Regions from separate parts of the Homo sapiens genome. Here region 1 is linked to region 2. A link is an interaction called in ENCODE POLR2A ChIA-PET data of the cell type or tissue named here. Cell type or tissue: IMR-90. All regions are shown on one strand.

Evidence for each region. ChIA-PET counts read pairs that join two places held together with the same protein. Peaks named below come from ENCODE experiments on the same cell type or tissue, not always from the same donor. Only the 100,000 strongest peaks of a DNase experiment are listed, where the experiment ranks them.
Region 1: POLR2A ChIA-PET joins it to region 2 with 10 read pairs; 13 of 35 experiments call an interaction of 5 or more read pairs at or near these places.

The regions. Positions count from the first base shown.
Region 1 is chr6:10,699,533-10,702,032 of GRCh38, reverse strand. All of the region lies in intron 2 of PAK1IP1 (PAK1 interacting protein 1), which reads right to left. Among named protein-coding and RNA genes, the nearest start is that of PAK1IP1, 5.8 kb to the right of the region's middle. In IMR-90, no CTCF peak of the experiment used is centred here; no DNase peak of the experiment used is centred here.
Region 2 is chr6:10,553,974-10,556,473 of GRCh38, reverse strand. All of the region lies in intron 3 of GCNT2 (glucosaminyl (N-acetyl) transferase 2 (I blood group)), which reads right to left. Among named protein-coding and RNA genes, the nearest start is that of GCNT2, 34 kb to the right of the region's middle. RefSeq lists an enhancer at 1-748. In IMR-90, no CTCF peak of the experiment used is centred here; no DNase peak of the experiment used is centred here; H3K4me3 peaks cover 622 bases; H3K27ac peaks cover 909 bases.

The DNA of each region.
Region 1 (2,500 bases), 150 kb before region 2:
GAACTCCTGGGCCCAAGTGATCTGCCCACCTCAGCCTCCCAAAGTGCTGGGATTACAGGTGTGAGCCACTGTGCCTGGCCTCAATGTCTTAATATTACTAAAACATACCTTAAATTTTTTCATGTAAGTACAGTTGTTCAAATCTATGCAAATATTTTCAGCAGAGTATCTCCAGTTTAGATACAGATTTGAACAAATCAGTTCACGTCCTTGCTTTATGTCTTCAAATTATAAATTTAGGAGGTGGCTGGCTAGGATAGTTTGAGCAGAAGTAAACAAAACTAATCAGCTAACAAGCTAATCTGGGGAACAAACCAGGTGTACTGCCACATGACTTCCACTTTCTAAACAGTGAATTAGCTACCCAATCAGCCACAATCCAATCCTTATCACTCAGATCTGTTTTGATCCATTTCCACACACTTCTCATTCATTTGTTCATATTTTCCTCTCCCTATTATCCTATTTCTCACTTTGGAAAGTTTGGTTTCCCACATTTGCTTCCCTAGAAAAAAGCTTATCTATTAGCAACTCTTAGAAAAATAGGATTTATGCACCCATAAAAAGGAATGAGATCATGTCCTTTGCAGGGATGTGGATGGAGTTGGAAGCCATTATCCCCAGCAAACTAATGCAGGAAGAGAAAATTAAACACTGGCTAGGCGAGGTGGCTCATGCCTGTAATCCCAGCACTTTGGGAGACCGAGACAGGCAGATCACTTGAGGTCAGGAGTTCAATACCAGCCTGGCCAACATGGCGAAACCCCGTCTCTACTGAAAATACAAAAATTAGCTGGATGTGGTGGTGTGTGCCTGTAGTCCCAGCTACTCAGGAGGCTGAGGCACAAGAATCGCTTGAACCCGGGAGATGGAGGTTGCAGTGAGCCGAGCTCTGCCACTGCACTCCAGCCTGGGTGACAGAGAAAGACTGCATCTCAAAAAAGAAGGAAAGAAAGAAATAGAAAAGAAAAGAAAAAGAAAACCAAACACCACATGTTCTCACACAGGGGAAAAACAACACACACTGGGGCCTGTGGGAGGGGAAGGGTTGCGGGAAGGAGAGCATTAGAAAGAACAGCTAATGGATGCTGGGCTTAATACCTAGGTGATGGGATGATCTGTAAAGCAAACCACCATGGGACGTTTACCTACGTAACAAACCTGCACATCCTGCATGTGTACCCCTGAACTTAAAAGTTGAAGGAAAAAAAGAAAAAAGAAAAAAAGGATTTATACAAGAAATAAAGGAAACCAAGAAACCAAGAGCCCTACTTCATTCACCCCCCAATCTAAACTCCTTCTATGTAATTCCTTTTCTTATTGTTGAACACTTGTACTAATGGGTTTGGGCAGATCAAATTTAACTTATTTCTTCCAAACCTGAGAGAGAAGCCTTCTTTGTAACAAACTAGGACTAGGAGATAGAGAAAAAAAGAATGTATATTTGAATCACTCAAAGCTCAGCTTCTGATGAAGAGCAAGACAGCTGTTAAAGCAGCAATGGACAGTCTGCCATGTGTGAAAGTGTCCCCCAAAATTCATTTGCTGAAACTTAGTTGCCAATGTGATAGTTTAAGAGGTGAGACCTTTAGGAGGTGATGGTGACTAAGTCATAAGGGCAAACCCTCATGAACGGGATTAGAGGACTGGCGACATTATAAAAGTTGTTTTTTTTGGCAGGGCGCGGTGGCTCACGCCTGTAATCCCAGCACTTTGGGAGGCTGAGGCGGGCGGATCACTTGAGGTCAAGAGTTCAAGACCAGCTTGGCCAACATGGTTAGACCCGTCTCTACTAAAAATACAAAAATTAGCTGGGCGTGGTGGCAGGCACCTATAATCCAAGCTACCTGGGAGGCTGAGGCAGGAGAATCGCTTAAACCCAGGAGGCAGAAGCTGCAGTGAGCCGAGATCGCGCCACTGCACTCCAGCCTGGGTGACAGAGCGAGAAGCCCCCCCGCCCCCGCCAAAAAAAAAGTTGTTTTTTTCGTTTGTTTGTTTGCTTTTTTTAAACTGGCTCCAACTCTCAAGCTTGACCTTACAGAATTGTGCAGGGATCTGCTTTGCCCTTCTACCATGAGGACACAGCAACAGAGAGCCAGTCCTTACGAGACAAGAAAATCTGCTGGTGCCTTAATCTTAGACTTCCCAGCCTCTACAACTGTGAGAAATAAATCTCTATTATTGATAAATTATTCAGTCTAAGGTATTTTGTTATAGCAGTCTGAATAAACTAAGGGAACACCTAATAGAAGGAAGCCATTTATCGCTGCAAATTTACTGCTGGAAACCAATGCCTGGTGTGGATCCTCTGAAATACATGTAAGATTGGGTAGGAAAAAGGGCACCATTTTATCTGCCTTTCTTTGCAGAAAACCAACTTTCTTGGCTGAGTTACTCCTCATTCTCTGTCCCCTGGGAAAATGCAACAAAAACAGCATAAAATGTTTGGTACTGAAGAAAAAAATTTACCTGTTCAGTCTTTCTCTCCCTTGATTCTGCC
Region 2 (2,500 bases):
ATTACACTAGAGACAGAAATTATGAAGAGGTAACGCATTGATAAAGGCATGCCTCAAAGAAGGGTGAAATGTCAAGAGACCGTCAAAATCTGTAAGTCTTTTTTCCAAACTCACTCGTTTCTCTGAGTTCTTATTTTGCAACATACTCCACTCACTCCTGCCCTGTTGGAGACGCTGGGAATCGATTCCGTTTCATCCCGAGAGTCCAGCTGCTGTCTCTGTCCCTGTGCCGATATTACAGCCAGATCCCGCCTCTCTCAAACCTCCTTTGTTTAAATCCCCGTGGCAGGTTGCTGAAGCCCAGCCTTCCCTCCTCCCTCTGCCTCCCCGTTTGCATCTGCTAGCTGTTTTGCTAAAACTCCGGTAACTCTCTTTCCCCCGGCAGATTTAGTTTCCCATATCTCTTTCTTTCATTTCCCATGCCACCCCCGCCCCCTGGTTACTGCCATTCAGGGAATGAGCGCAGTGAAAGCCAGAGTTGAAGTGATGAGCTCTGGCAGGCGTGCCGCTTCCTGCTAGTCCCCTAGCAGGCGGCTGGACTTGCCCTCTCTTGTTGTTCGTGGCAAGGATCCACAGCCTGGCCTCTCAGCTCTTCCAGCGCAACCCACGGGATAGAAAATAGCTTCTGTTTTCCAACGTGCTGTTTCAGGAAACGTGACACAAGTGACATCTCAAATAAAAGAAAGCCTCATCCATCCCAGCTCCATTGTAATGCTTTTTTGGCCCCACCCCACTGTTTTTCAAAACAAGAGCTTACTGGAGGAGGAGTTCCTGTCCCAGGGGGTCTGAAATTGCTGGGGCGCCTTGGGCTCCTGACTCTGAAACGAACCCCTCTCCTCTCACTTCCAGCTTCGGCTGTGGTGTTTGTCTTAGAATACTGGGGTCAAAAGAAGAAGTCGTGAGCTACATCCACTGAGTTATATGAGACCTTAGAGCTTCATGGGAAATAATTTGAATCTTGGTCACAAATGATGCTCAGACAGGGGATTTGGTGGGCATTCAGGCTTTAACCCCCCCAGAGAACGGCATCAAATGCTCAGAAGTGTCATATGCCTGCCCAGTTAAGCTTATGGACCACCTAGGAAGTGGGTGTTTTTATCCCCTATTTGTAAATATAGTGGTGTTCTGGCCAAGGAGTATGAAGCTGTTTTACTTGGAAAGTTCTCATCTTCAACTTTCCACTTTCCCACCAACTAATTTTTAATGAAATGTAGATTAATGCATTTTATTTGGTATCCTCTTAAAATGGCTTGCAAAACACCAACTTAACCATTGACTGCCTGCCCATTTCCCCTCACTATTCACCTGACCTAAACAACTCCGTGCCTCAACCCCAACACGTTCACTACCCCACCCCATGCAGAAAGAATGTCCTTTAATGCACATTTTCTTCCATTTGAAAAGTCTCTACCCTGCCATGAATGGAATTGATAGGACAACACGCGGATTCCTTGCCTTCACAATGGGCAGGAAAGCAAGTGCTACCCTCCTGGGATTCAGGGGCACCCTGAACTCCGACCAAATGACACATCATTTCCTGAGCACACTGTCGCTTCCATTCTTCTAACTTTCATTGTTTACATTTTTCATGCGTTTCCAGCTTGTACATTATTTTTCTCTCTCCCTTACCAAAGTCTCCTAAATAAACTCTCTATATAACCCACCCCTGGATTTTTAGGTCAAGTAGAAAACAATACAATGAGAAAGCAGTTCAGTCTAATTCTTAGTGTCTTCTATGGAATCGAGCAAAGAGAATGATCTAAAATTTATGATAAAGAAAAATTCAATCCTAAGTTTTTCTTCTTCTGAATAATACTTTTAAATATTAGGTTATTGTGTATTCTACTCCTAAACAAAAGAGAGTAATTCAGTATCTTCTTTGGCAAAGATTTGTGGCTTAGAATGAACATTAAAATAGTTACAGTTTGACAAAGCATTCGGTGCACATAACTTAATTTGGGCAACAGAGTCTGTTTACATTATTGTTTCCAACTGGCCAATAACATGGGGGTTTGGATTTATACAAACTTAGGAGACAGACATTAATAGCATTACTATATTAAGAAATATAGACACTAACCAAATTAGGAATGTTCGTAATACTTCCGTACTCAATCCAGTACTTCAAATGGCATTGTGTGTTGAAAAATATAGTCGATTTTCCTCCCAGCTCTTTTGTCTGTCCTTGGGCCAATTTTCTCCACTCTCAGATTCTGGTATTAAAAAATCTTGACAGGAGAACTTTAAAAAAAATCCCTTATTGCATTAGAGGAAGACTGTTACCTTTCTTTTCTAATAGGCTGTACAACCTGCTTATCCAGACACCATGCACTTTTTTGCTACTGAGACTGAACAAGTCAGCCCTCCAGGCCTGCCTTTAACTATAGCTGAGGACAAAGTTGACACTAGCCAGCCATGCCTTGTCACTCACTTTGGATAGAATTATTCCCAAACTAGCCAATTAATCAGGCTAGACATGTTAACACTCCCCTGGGGCCAT